2 separate regions of the Homo sapiens genome follow, and region 1 is linked to region 2. Evidence: chromatin contacts called from ENCODE Hi-C or POLR2A ChIA-PET data. All regions are on one chromosome and are shown on one strand. Each heading gives the region's core, a stretch centred on a gene start or an enhancer-like site at or near the end of the contact. The rest is flanking DNA. Distances are from core to core; before and after follow the strand shown.

Evidence for each region. A loop is a pair of places that touch in the nucleus more often than their neighbours do. ChIA-PET counts read pairs that join two places held with the same protein, here RNA polymerase II (POLR2A). Pooled maps may share reads with other maps.
Region 1: a loop to region 2 is called in a map of GM12878, with 2.5 times the contacts of the local background. The contact joins the promoter of TMCO4 here to the promoter of HTR6 in region 2. A Hi-C loop is called at or near these places in 2 of 168 maps with a recorded cell type or tissue (both GM12878), 2 of 37 single-sample maps with no recorded cell type and 4 of 50 pooled maps. POLR2A ChIA-PET finds 5 or more read pairs at or near these places in 3 of 52 experiments (H1, HCT116 and activated CD4-positive, alpha-beta T cell).

Annotation. Positions count from the first base shown.
Region 1 is chr1:19,798,510-19,805,271 of GRCh38, reverse strand. It overlaps TMCO4 (transmembrane and coiled-coil domains 4), which reads left to right and starts at 5,356. Exons shown (of 16, transcript NM_181719.7): 1 at 5,356-5,417. RefSeq lists an enhancer at 4,688-5,188 and a silencer at 5,112-5,611.
Region 2 is chr1:19,660,456-19,667,524 of GRCh38, reverse strand. HTR6 (5-hydroxytryptamine receptor 6) reads right to left here and starts at 2,650. Exons shown (of 3, transcript NM_000871.3): 1 at 1,058-2,650. The coding sequence starts at 1,771. RefSeq lists enhancers at 885-1,855, 1,856-2,828 and a silencer at 2,607-2,836.

The DNA of each region.
Region 1 (6,762 bases), core at 4,107-6,606, 140 kb before region 2:
TTAACCCAAATGGCTTTGACTCCAAATCCCCAAGACTTAGCTCTGCCGATTCCAGTTGATGGTCCAATTAACATAAAGTTATTCAGTTCTTTGGGTCAAAGATGGCTTGGAAACACAAACAAGAGATTGCTCAGCAATGTCACATCCATGGTAACCACACATCGTCCGAAGTTACCTCCACCCTGGCCTTCCTCTAAGGGAGTGTCCAATCCCTCCCCAGGGGAGCTCAGATTATTTCTGAGTGTTGTAAGGAAATAAGTGACCATAAATAGCCTTCTGGCTCATTCAGTCTCAAGTTCAGCACAACAGCATCACAGGGATCCTCTGTGGGAAAGAATATGGGCTGCCCTCAGTGAAATCATCCCTAGAATTCAGTTCCACTCAACAAACACCCAGGCCGGGCCAGCCCTCACGTCAGTCCTAGGAGGAGAGACATCAACGGGACATAGCAAAGGAGGCTTCTCCCATTGAGGGTCCATTATCCGCAACTCATCTAAATATCTTTAATTTGTATTGATATTTAGGCGTAAATATCAAGGGCAGGATAGCAGAATCAGCCAGACCCGGGTTCAAATCCTGACTCTGCCACCTTGTAGCTCGGTGATCCTGGCCAAGTTATTCCTCTCTGAGCCTCAGTTCCTTCTTCTGAGAAATAGGGCTAATGATCATATATACTGCATAGGGTTGAAGGATAGAAGGTATATATGGAAGGCACATGGAGCCAGCAATAAGGACAGTGCTCCCTAAGCAGTATTCATGGTGATTTCTAGAATTTCCAGGAAAATTAAAAGCCAATAATTTAGTTGTTCCAAACCTGACTGATCATCAGAATCACCAGAGGAGCATGTTAAAAATACAAATTCCTAGGCTCCCACATCCCTGAGAAATTCTGAACGGGGTAGGGCCAAGGGAGGACTCAGTAACCTCTGTTTCCATTATGCGCTCTTGTGCCTAGCCATAGTAGGAGCTCAACAAATACAGACCTCTTTCCGGCCTGGACTATTGCAATAGCTTCCTAATCAGCTTCCTCTGTCCACTCTTGTCTCTCTGCCCTCCACACAGCAGCCAATGGGATCTTTTTAAAAGGTGAGGTCATGTCAATTCACTGCCCCCAACCCTCTACAACTGTCCATCCACACCCCTAACTGAGTAGACAAGGCCCTACATCAGTGGCTCCTGGAACTGCTCACACATTTGAAATACCTGTGAGCCACTAGCAAAGACATGGAATCAACCTAAATGCCCATCAATGACAGATTGGATAAAGAAAATGTGTTACATATATACCATGAAATACTATGCAGTCATAAAAAAGAATGAGATCACTTCTTCTGCAGGAATATGGATGTAGCTGGAGGCTATTATCCTTAGCAAACTAATGCAGGAAAAGAAAACCAAATACCTCGTGTTCTCACTTATAAGTGGGAGCTAAATGATGAGAACTCATGAACGCAGAAAAGGGAACAATAGATGCTGGGACCTATTTGAGGGTGGAGGTTGGGAGGAAGGAGAGGAACAGAAAAAACAACTATTGGGTACTAGGCTTAATACCTGGGTGATGAAATAATCTGTACAACAGACCCCCTGTGACACAAGTTTACCTATATAACAAACCTGCACATGTACCCTAAACCTAAAACCTTTTTTTAAAGTTTTTTAAAAATTAAAAAAAAGTTTTTTTTGAGTCAGAGTCTTGCTTTGTCGCCCAGGCTAGAGTGCAGCAGTACCATCACAGCTCACTGCAACCTCCGCCTCTCAGGTTCAGGAGAGTCTCCTGCCTCAGTCTTCCCAATAGCTGGGGCTACAGGCACCCGCCACCACACCTGGCTATTTTTTTTTTTTTTTTTTTTGTATTTTTGGTAGAGACGGGGTTTTGCCATGTTGGCCAGGCTGTTCTTGAACTCTTGACCTCAGGTGATCCGCCTACCTTAGCCTCCCAAAGTGTTGGGATTACTGGCGTGAGCCACCACTCCTGGGCAGGTTTTTTGTTGTTGTTGTTTTTTGTTTAAAAGAAAAGAAAAGAAAAGAAAAGAAATACCTGTGGGCTTCTGAACAACACCTATGCCTGGCCAGATCCCAGACCAATGGAATCAGAATCTCTGAGAGTGGGGCCCAAATAGGGTTACCAGATAAAATACAGGACACCCAGCTATACTTAAATTTCAGATACACAATAAGTAATTGTTTAATATAAGTATATCCTGTGCAGTATTGGGACATACTCATATTAAACAATTATCCATTGTCTATCTGAAATTGAAATAAAACAGAGTCCTCTATTTTCATTTGCTAAATCTGGCAACCCTAGCCTAAGCATCAGCAAATATATATATATATATATATATATATGTATTTTTTTAAATTTCGAGACAGTTTCCCTCTGTTGCCCAGGCTAAAGTCCAGTGGTGCAAACACGGCTCACTGCAACCTCCGCCCTCCACGAAGCTGGGACTACAGGCTTGCCCTACTATGCCCAGCTAATTTTTGGATTTTTAGTAGAGACGGGGTTTCACCATGTTGCCCAGGCTGGTCTCAAACTCCTGGGCTAAAGTGACTTACCCGTCTTGGCCTCCCAAAGTCCTGGGATTACAGGCGGGAGCCGCTGCACCCAGCCCTCATCAGCATTTCTTAAAAGCTCACAGTGATACGACCCCCACTACCTGTCTGATCTCATCTCATCCAGGACTCTCCCCCAGCACTCTCCACTCTCCTCTCACACCGTTTTCTTATAAGGGCCAACCACACTCCCACCTCAAGACCTTTGCAATTGCTGGGTCTACCTTGGATGCTGTGCCCTGTAACCTGATAGCCTCCTCAAAGATCGCCTGCAGCGGTTCCCTGACTGCTTCATCTTCTATAGCGTGACCTCCCTGCTTTACTTTTTCTGTAAAACAGATTAAAATCAGTTTGTTTGCCAGGTGCGGTGGCCCACGCCTGTGATCCCAGCACTTTGAGAGGTTCAAGAGTTCAAGACCAGCCTGGCCAACATGGTGAAACCCCATCTCTACTAAAAATACAAAAAAATTAGCCAGGCATGGTGGTGCGCACCTGTAGACCCAGCTACTCAGGAGGCTGAGGCGTGAGAATCGCTTGAACCCAGGTGGTGGAGGTTGCAGTGAGCTGAGATTGTGCCATTGCACTCCAGCCTAGGCGACACAGCAAGGCTCCGTCTCAATAAAAAATAAAATATAATAATAAAGTAAAATAAAATCAGTTGGTTTCTTGTCCATCTCCCTCCACCCATCCCCCAAACCAGAATGTAAGCTCCATGATTTTGCTGGAAACACTTTGATTCTCCTGCTATACCCTCAACATCTAGAACCCCACCAGCCACTCCACACATCCTGGTTGAATTAGTCAATGGTTCATTAGAAGGCTTCCCCTTCCACAACTCCCTAAACATTCCTTTGGGGGAGAGTTACTTAGAGGAAACAAAATTCTTCAATGTCCAATACCAAACCTAACAAAATCTCAAAAGCATACACCAAAAGGGGTAAACATATTTTCTCCATCTTTCCCACCCATAGCCTCAATGATGGGATCAGGAACTGTGTGCAGTGGGGGCGACTAGGGTGAGGGTTGGGTGCCGGGCAATGGCTGAACAGGGTCCAATACCCAAAGACAAGTGTGTTCAACACAAGGTCTCTAATCAAATTAGAGACAGGGCAAAGCAGGGGAGTGCAGAGTGGTGCCTGGTCCCACAAAGCTGATCTGCTGGAAGGGGCTGCCAGACATTAAGAGGAGGGCTGGCTGCAGTTCTCAATCTTGACAAAGCTCACATGCTCAGATATAACCCCTTATTCCCCTAAAGCCTGCACACGATTGACCCATTTGACCCTCACAATAACTTCATGGGTGGGTAGAGCTGCCCTTCTTGGTCCTGATTGGCCAGTGGGGAGATGAGCAGATGAAGGAAGGAACATTTCACAGGTGCGTGAGTCCCAGGCTCTGAGCTGGGATGCTGGTCTCTGACCCCCGTCGGTACCTTTTCCTCCCATAACCCTAGATTGTCTTCACTGGGAGTAAGGGCAACAGCTTCTGAGGCCACGATGATTCATGCCCTAGCTCTGGCACTCATTAGCTCTGTGGCTTCTGCATTGTCTGGACCTGAGCCTCGGTTTCCTCTCCTTCAGAGTGGGTGTGATGAAATTTCACAGGGTTGCTAGGGGAAAGAGATCCATTCATTAAGTGCTTCTTTTGAGCACCTGCAAGTGCTAGGCACAGTCCCTGGGGCTGGGCACACAGCGGAGAGCAAGGCAGCCTAAACCCGCCCACCTCCAGGGCTTTTAAAGTCTAGTTGGGGCTGCGCGGTGGCTCACGCCTGTAATCCCAGCACTTTGGGAGGCCGAGGCGGGTGGGTCACCAGAGGTCAGGAGTTCGAGACCAGCCTGGCCAACATAGCAAAACCCCGTCTCTACTAAAAATACAAAAATTAGCCGGGTGTGGTAGCACACGCCTGTAGTACCAGCTACCAGGGAGCCTGAGGCAGGAGAATCGCTTAAATCCGGGAGGCGGAGGTTGCAGTGAGCTGAGATCGGGCCAGTGCACTCCAGCCTGGGTGACAGAGCGAGACTCTTATCTCAAAAAAAAAAAAAAAAAAAAAAAAAGAACTGTACCTGGCGCGTAGTAGGTGCTCGGTAAATTTGTTCAATGACTGAATGTGCTGGGTGCTCAGGGAAGACTCTCAGATCCCATCCCAAGAGACCAGAATGGAAAGCAGGAAATGGATTGGGGGAAAGGGAGGTCTGAAGGCAGAGAGTCCCAGGCACGGGAGCCTCCAGGCAGAGGCCCTGAGACAGGACCAAACTTAGCGTTAGGGAAAATGAAAGTAGAATCAGGAAGAACTTAGATATCTGAACACTTTGCAAACTACAAAGTGCTGCATACACGTGCGGGAAGGCGGTTTCTGCGGCTGGTTCTTTGTTTACATTATACATTTTTGAAGACTTTGTCTTCAAAATGTGGCTTTGGGGCATGCCACTCTCGGGGCCGAGTCCTTCGCGGGCAGTTTCTGCAAAGTCCAACCCTGCAGGGCCCTTCTCCCGCGCCGCGCTGTCTCGCTGCTTCCTGGAGGGTAAATGGACCCACACACAGATGTGGCGCCGCGGGCTTGCCGGTCACCTGCAGAGGCCGGCACCCCTGTCGCGATGGGTGGTGGAGGTGGGGCAGAGGTGGGACGAGCCAGGTCGGGACCCGCAGCTGGCGAGTCAGAGCCTGGAAGGCCCCGCGCCCCCGCGCCGCGCTCCCTAAGTGCTCCGCCCGGCCGGTGGCGACCAGGCGCGCTCGGGGCAGGCGGCGGGACGGGCCGGGACCGGGGCCGGGACGCGGCGGGGAGGGGAGGGGCCGGGCCGGGCCGGGCGGGAGGAGCCGCTCGCCGGTTTTGCCGCCTCCGCCTTTGCCTTCGCAGCCGCCTCCAGGTAAGGGGGCCCCGGAGGAGCCGCCAGGCCACGGTGGCGCGCACCTCGCTGGGCCACTCCCCGCCGGCCCCACGCGGGGCACTCGGAGCCCGGCCCAGCCCCGGGGCCCTTTGCCCTGCGCCCCGCCCTCCACCCCGGGGACACTGGACCCACCAGGAAGCGGCCGCGCGCTCCCTGGCGCTGCCTGCCCTAAGCCCAGGCCGCCTGCTGGTGGTTGGTTTGTTTTCAGAGCCGGAAGTGCTTTTAGAAATCTTGGGGAGGCAGAGGGGGAAACTGAGGCTGGGCGGAGCACTCGGGCGACTCCGGCCTCGGCCTCCGAGTTCTTAGAGGTCACCCAGCCGCTCCCTTGACAAATGAGGACGCTGGTCAAGGTCAGAGAGGAAGGGGGCTTGCCCAAGGTCACAAGAGGTCCCTGTGCTTCCCCTTGCCCCACGTGGCCCCTCCACGCCCCCGTCAGGAAGGCCTCTAGGACTCCCCCGCCTCCTGTCTCCCTGTCCCCCCGCAGACTCTCAAACAGAGAATTCCAGGAGGGCTTGGGGAGCCTCTGGAGAAAAACCAGGCTCCTCATGTTACAAGGAGGCCATGTCTTCTGGTGCCCATGCCTGAAGTTACAGGAGGGAAGAATTACTGCTGCTGACTTTTGAGTGGATTTTACAGCTGGGTAAACTGAGGCTCAGAGAGGTGAGGTAACTTCCCCAAGACCACACAGCTAGGAAGCAAGAGATAAAAACCTGGGCTACCTGCCTGGAGAGCCTGACCCAGTGCTTCGCACAGAGTTGGCCTCCACAATGCCTTTGCCCTGACCAGGCTGCCTGGCCCTTCCCTGGGGTTGCACTGGGAATTAGGAGCAGGGCCAGGCTAGAATCCCAGACTACTACCTAACTCGAAGTAGGAGTCAGCACATGAGCCCCCTTTTTCCTAACTCAGTGTTCATTGCAGAAAATATGACACTCTTTTAAGCTTTGGGAACATCCATTTGTTCATTCACCAAATATTTGTTGAGCACCTACTGTGTGCATTGTTTAGGCAACGAGGATACAGCAGTGAACAAAAAGGAGCGCTGCCCTCAGGAAGTACACTCCAGAGGGTGGAATAAAGCCCTGCCCTTCAGCCTGGGGAGGGAGGGCTGGGCACAGGGGAGACCACTGGCATTTCCCCAACTGTGAAGTACATGAAGACAGCAGAAGAGATCGGTATTAGAGTGGCCTCAAGCCCTCGTGTGCAGCATCAGACAGAGATGGGCTCAGGTGCTAGCTTTGCAGCTTTGTAACTGAGTGGGATCAGGCAAGTTAAATGACCTGTCTCCAAGGTTGTTGTGAAAATTAAAGGAGCTGAAGCCACAAAA
Region 2 (7,069 bases), core at 1,401-3,900:
AGAATCGCTTAAACCCATGAGGCAGAGGTTGCAGTGAGCCAAGATCGCACCACTGCCCTCCAGCCTGGGCAACAGAGCGAGACTCCGTCTCAAAAAAAACAAAAACAAAAACAAAAAAAAAAGCAAAAAAACTGATCTCAATATGTGTGACCCTCCTGGAGCTTATATTCAAGTCAGGGAGGCAAAATGAACAAGTCATTTTTATGACTTGTTCTTATGGAGAATAACAGGGATGGAGAGTGCAGATGGGCCTGCAGATAGGGTGGTCAAAGATGGCCCCTGGGAAGAAGGCAGCCGGGGGAAGAACATTCCAGGCACAGGGAACAGCAAGTGCAAAGACCTGGGCACAGAAGTAAGCCCAGTGCCTTCTAGAACCGTGAGAAAGGCCACAAGGCTGTTGCAGAGTAAGAGAGAGGGAGAGGGGAGGTGACACTGGAGAGGATGGCAGTGTGGGATCCTGAGGCCAGATCCTGAGACAGGTTTTCTTTATCTGGAGCACGGTGGGAAGCCTGAAGAGTCTGAAGCAGGGGAGTGACATGATCACTTCTTTTTTAAGTGCTCCAGCTTCTATGCAGAAGATGGAGAGTACTGGGTCTGCGGCAGAAGCAGGGGAGCCAGGAGAAGTCTACACAGCCTCCCCGGTAGGAAGTGGCAGGGGAGATGGCACCTGTTTAGAGCAGCGCCAACAGGTCTCGCTAATGAATGGCATGAGGGTGAGGGAGAAAAGTATTCCTAAGTTCCTGGCATGTGATGCCGCAATGGTGCCATTTGCCATGATGGGGAAGACCAGGGAGGCAAAGATGGGGAGAGTTGGGCCACCATAAATTCCCTGTTGTACATGGTACCTGGGAGAAGCCTGCCCCCAAATCCTGACGGAGCTATCCTGTGGTGGGTGGGTCAGGCATTGGCTCTGGAGTTCAGAAGAAAGGTGGGCGCTCACAACAGCCACGCAGGGCCATGAGCAAATGTGTGCTAAGTGGGGATGCCCAGGGGGTCCCCAGGGGCTGCTCATTCCTCTCTATCCCACAGCCCGGGTCTCCCTGCGCACCCCAGGTACCTGCAGCGTCTCCGAGGCCTGACTGGCCATGCCGGTGGTGAGGGAGGCCACCTGCACGGCCTGCTTGCGGGCAGCTAGCAGGATCCTGCAGTAGGTGAAGCATATGGCACCCGAGGGCAGGAAGAAGGTGAGGCCCGACGCCACAAGGACAAAAGGCAGGCTGGCCAGCAGGCGGCACTGGCCAGGGACGGGTGGCCGTGCGTGGCCCAGCTCGTGCCAGCCCAGCAGCAGGGGCAGGAAGGAGGCGAGAGCGGCGAGGCTCCAGGCGCCCAGGACTAGGGCCAGGGCACGCAGGGGCGTCATGCGCAGCTTGTAGCGCAGCGGCGAGAGGATGAGCAGGTAGCGGTCCAGGCTGATGAGGCAGAGGTTGAGGATGGAGGCGCTGCAGCACATCACGTCGAAGGCGGTCCAGAGCAGGCAGAGGCCGCGCGCCAGCACCCAGCGCCCGTACAGCGCGTTCAGCATGGCCGGCGGCATCACCACCAGCCCCACCATCAGGTCAGACGTGAAGAGCGACACCAGGAAGAAGTTGGACGTGTTGCGCAGCGCGGGCTGAGTGCAGATGAGCGCGATCAGCAGCGAGTTGGCCGCCGCCGTCAGCGCGATGACCACGCACAGCGCGGCCGCCACCCAGCCGCTGCCCCCCGGGGCCGACGGCGGCCCTGCCCCCCAGGCCGGGGTGCTATTGGCGGTTGGGCCCGGCTCTGGGACCATGAGGACCGAGGGTGGACGGCAAGGGAGTGATAGGGTGGCGGGAAAGCAGATGAGGGCCCCGGCGAAGCGCAGGCTGGACGGGGACCGTCCGTGAGAACAGACCGCGACTCACCACGCCCCCCGGGGGAGGTGAGTGGGGGGACATGGGCGGGGGCGCTGGGTCGCGCTAGGTCAGGGGGCAGCGACTACAGGAGGACACAGTGTGGCTATTTGGGCGCCCTCGGGGATGGGGCAGGAACTCCTGGAGCAAACGGGTTGGAAGTTTGGGGAGGGGCACCCGATGAGCCGAGGCCCCTGAAGGAAGCGGCGGGAAGTCAAGCAGAGGTCGGATGGGCTCCCTGGGGTGGGAGCAGAGCCCCCTGGAGGGGGCGGGCGGCAAGATAGGGGAGGGGCGTCCGGCCGGGTCAGAGTGCGGGGAAGTGGGAACGCGGGGAGGTGGGTGAGGGGGGTGAATGGGCGCTCTCGGGCCGGAGCAGGCTCCCCGCGGCCGGTGGGCGTGTGGGGTACCAGGGCGGGGGCCTAGGGGCCGGAGCAAAGCCGCCCCTGGGAAAGGCAGGTCTCAGCTGGCGCGGAGGCACCGGGATCCGGCGCACACGGCCTGTGCGGCGCGGGGGTTCGCCGGGGCCGCCAGGCCCCGCGGGAAGAGGAGGGCAGCGGCCGCGCGGCGCCCCCTCCCCACCCGGCAGCAGGGTCGCCTCCGTCTCCCGCCCGCACTGGTACCTGGGGCGCTCTGGCTGCTCCGCCGCCTGCGACTGCGGCAAGCGCCGCGGGGCTGCGAGAGGAAGAGGCGGCCGCGGGCCGGGCGGGCGGCGGGACCGGGTCTCCCGAGCCCGGGAGGCGCCGCGAGGGGCCCGCACGCGCGGAGGAGAGGCCGGGTGCAGCCTGGAGCGCGCGGTCCCCGCGCCGCGGAGCGTGCGCCCCGCCTCGCGGTGGGCGGGGAGAGCCGAGCCCTGGCCCTGCAGGAGGGCGGGGTCCCGGCACCCCGGGCCTGTGGGCCGAAGATCAGAGCGCCCCAGCTGCGAGGGGTCACCTCCCGGGCTGTGGCAGCCCCCACACCCTCAGATGCCCCTCCCAACCCACACGTGGCGGCGGCGCAGGCGGAACTGGGAGCAGGGGGCTGTGACCTGCCCTTATCCAGGGGCTGCTCTCTAATGGGTGCCTGCCCACTCACAACGGGGTCACCGGGCTTTCAGGGGAGCCAGGAGTTGGGAAATATTGGACAAATCGCCTGACACCCCTCTGGGCCTCAGTTGCCATATCTGTAAAATGGGTTAGTAATTCTGGGCATTCTTCACCGTTAGTTTGAGCAAGAAGCTAACCTTCCCCAGGGCCTTTCCCGCAGAAACCATCCCGATCCCCAAAGGGGCCAGGTACTAAGGATGAAGTCCCTGAGCTGTTGGCGCTCCTAGTCTAACAGAGCGTGAACAGATTTGAGAATCCCCAGGCCAGGTGTGTTAAGAGTCGCTGCAGGCAGAGGCGTGGGGTGTGGTTTCCCCTGGGTGTGACCTCCCTCTGTACGTCTCCCCTCTGGCTGAGAAGAGTCTCTGCCTAACACTGCTGTGCAGGTTAATACTGTTATTCATTCATTCATTGAACAGATACTTCAATGCATCTTTTAAGGCGCATCCACTAGATGTCAGGCACTGTTCTGACCCATCAGGACACTACAGTGGCCAAAACAAAGATCCGCACCTCCATGGAGCTTACATTCTAGTGGAAGAAACAGACAATAAACAATAAGCATAATCAACAGAGAAAGTGGGCCCAGCGAGGTGGCTCACGCCTGTAATCCCAGCACTTTGGGAGGCGGAGGTGGGCAGATCACCTGAGGTCAGGAGTTCGAGACCAGCCTGACCAACATGGTAAAACCCCGTCTCTATCAAAAATACAAAAATTAGCTGGGCGTGGTGGCGGGAGCCTGTAATCCCAGCTATTCGGGAGGCTGAGGCAGGAGAATTGCTTGAACCTGGGAGGCAGAGGTTCCAGTGAGCCAAGATTGTGCCACTGCACACTCCAGCCTGGGTGACAGAGCAAGACTCTGTCAAAAAAAAAAAAAAAAAAAAAAAAAAAAAGGAAAGAAAGAAAGAGAGAAAGGAAAGAAAGAGAAAGAAAGAAGAGAAAGAGAAAAAGAAAATGTAGTATAAAGAGAACGGGGTGGGATCATTTTTTCTCCACAGAAACAGAAAAATAATACTTTCCAAATCGAAGGCTCCTGCGCTGTCCCCAGGGGCTTTGTTGTACGGTTCCTACTCCTCCAGTTATTTATTCCGACCCCTACAATAATGCTGAGAGGTAGACGTTAAACTGGGGTTCAGAGAGGCCAAGGGCCTTGCCCCAGATCACCAGCAGCAAGTGGTGAAGTGGACCTGAAACCCAGATCTGCTCGATGCCCATGGCAAAGAGAGCCCATTACAGATGGTCAAAAACCTCCCCTCAGGCACCTCAGAGCCTGCAGCACCCACCCGCCAACTCTAAGCTGCTATTTGGTGCTCAGAGCCCCAGCCTTGCCCACAGAAGCATCTTTTAAGCAGATAGAGGAGGCCTGTCCTTCCTCCTTGCCACCACACTGCACCACTGTGACGATTTCTGCCATGCCCCCAAGGAACAGAACGTAGTACAGCAAGCCTGGGCAGAGAGTCAGAAACACATGGCTTGGGATCCCCGCTCCATCCCAGCTCTGGGATTACAGGGCCAGTGGCTCCATCTCCTTGGGTCACAGCTTTCTCTTCTGTAATAGTTAGCAGAACAATATGGCACCCACCTCACAGAGTAGCTGAGGGGATTAAATGACACTGATGTAATCTGTGTCTTTGATACTATGTTAACACTAGCTGGCCGGGCACAGTGGCTCACGCCTGTAATCCCAACACTTTGGGAGGCCAAGGCGGGCAGATCACCTGAGGTCAGGAGTTCGAGACCAGCCTGGTCAATATGATGAAACCCCGTCTCTACTAAAAATACAAAATTAGCCAGGTGTAGTGATGCACGCCCATAATCCCAGCTACTCAGGAGGCTGAGGCAGGAGAATCACTTGAACCCACAAGGCAGAGGTTGCAGTGAGCTGAGATCACACCACTGCACTCTAGCCTGGGCAAAAACAGCGAAACTCCATCTAAAAAAAAAAAAAACAAAAAAACAAAAAAACAAAAAAAAAACCTAGCTCTTGGCTTTAGTGTTCCCATCAGCACAATCGTAATGCATTCAGCTCTGTGCTAACTCCTTGAGCCCAGGGATTTCTGACGTGAACAGCTGCAACCCTGAGAGGTGCTGTGTGGAAGGATTTTGGAGCCCAGCATCCTGGGTTCATCATCCAGAGTCTGCCACTTGCTCTGTGAAGTTGTGCAAAGCCTCTTAAATTCTCTGCTGCTATGAAACCAAGGCAGTGGAGCTGTGAATGAGATGAGTAAAAAATTTTGCCTGATAAATGTTGCTTTGTAAAAATCTGTAGGTAGTGCATAGAATATTAGTCTTTCTGCTTTCACTTTTCCCACAATACTTGATATCTTTTATTTTAAAAAAAAGACCTAAAGATTAGCTGAGCGTGGTGGTGCACGACTCTAGTTTCAGCTACTTGTGAGACTGAGGTGAGAGGATTGCTTGAGGCCAAGTGTTCAAGGCTGCAGTGAGCTATGATCACACGTGTGAATAGCCACTGAACTTCAGCCTCGGTGACAGTGTCTCAAACAAACAAACTAACTAAAGAAAACCTGGCAATAACTTTAACATTTGTTCATTCTGGGTGATGGATCCGCTGATGTTTGTTATAATGCGCTCTGTGCTAAAATTTAAAATTTTATTTTAAGATTGGGCCAGGGTTATGGTGCCACCTTGTGGCCATACTGTTATTATCTTGAACTTGAGACTTTTTTTTTCTTTTTTAGAGACAAGAGTCTCGTTCTGTGGCCCAGGCTGGAGGCAGTGATGCTATCATAGCTCAGTGTAACCTCGCACTCCTGTGTTCAAGCTACCTTCCCACCTCAGCCTCCCAAGTAGGTAGGACTAGAGGTGTGCGCTACCACACCCAGCTAAATTTTTTAAGTTTTTTGTAGAGACAAGGTCTTGCTGTATTGCCCAGGCTGGTCTCAAACTCCTGGCCTCAAGTGATCCTCCTGCCTCAGCCTCTCAAAGCACTAGAGTTACAGGCATGAGGCCCGCACCTGGCTGGGACCTTTATAGACGCTTCATGTGTGCTCTCCTATAACTGTCATTTGGGTCATGAAATAACGAAGTCCTAGACCTCTTAACATTTCAGGGTTGGCCAGGCGCGGTGGCTCACGCCTGTAATCCCAGGACTTTGGGAGGCTGAGGTGGGCGGATCATGAGGTCAGGAGATCAAGACCATCCTGGCTAACACAGTGAAACCCCATCTCTACTAAAAATGCAAAAAAATTAGCCGGGTATGGTGGCGGGCGCCTGTAGTCCCAGCTACTCAGGAGGCTGAGGCAGGAGAATGGCGTGAACCCGGGAGGCGGAGCTTGCAGTGAGCCGAGATTGCACCACTGCACTCCAGCCTGGCCGACAGCGCAAGACTCCGTCTCAAAAACAAAACAAAACAAAAAACAAACAAAAAAAAATTTCAGGGTAAAGAGGGACTTTCAAGAATACTCGGCTTTTGCTTGTTTACTTCTAGCTATGAGAGCTTCCTCCCCAGAGGAGATAGCAGGTGCCACTATGGAACAGCTGAGTTTTAGGGAGTCATCTGCCCCAGACCTCCATGCCCGTCAGTTCACAGGGGACCGGGGCAAGCTCCTCATGACAGAGGTGGAGAAATCAAGGCCCCAGGGAGGTTGCCAGCCTGCCCAAAGCTGCTCTGTGCCAGAAGGCAACTGAACAACTGGGCAAACTCCCTGAAGGCAGGCAGGGATTTGTCTGTCTGGTTCACGCTGGATCTCTGGCACATATTAGGCTCTCAATAAATATCTGTTCAGTGAATGAATAAATGAACAAAACTATCAGTGCAACACCCTGCAGCGTGGGCCAATCATTCATTCTCAATCATAATAACAGCTGACATCCACTGAGGTCTTACTAAAGCCAGGCATGTCCCGAGCTCTACACACGCGCTGACTCACATAACGCTCACTGCCACTCTAGGAGTGAGGTAGGTGTGACCATTATTCCCCATTTTGCACATAGGAAAAGTGAGTCTTGGAGATCTTATGTGACTTGCTCAAGACTATAGTTAGGCAGTGGTCCAGCTAAGATTTGAACCCAAGCAGACTCAATCTCCTCAGAGGCTTGGAGCAGAGGAAGAAAACCAGTTGAGAGCTGGCTCCATACAGGCAAACAAAGTGGAAA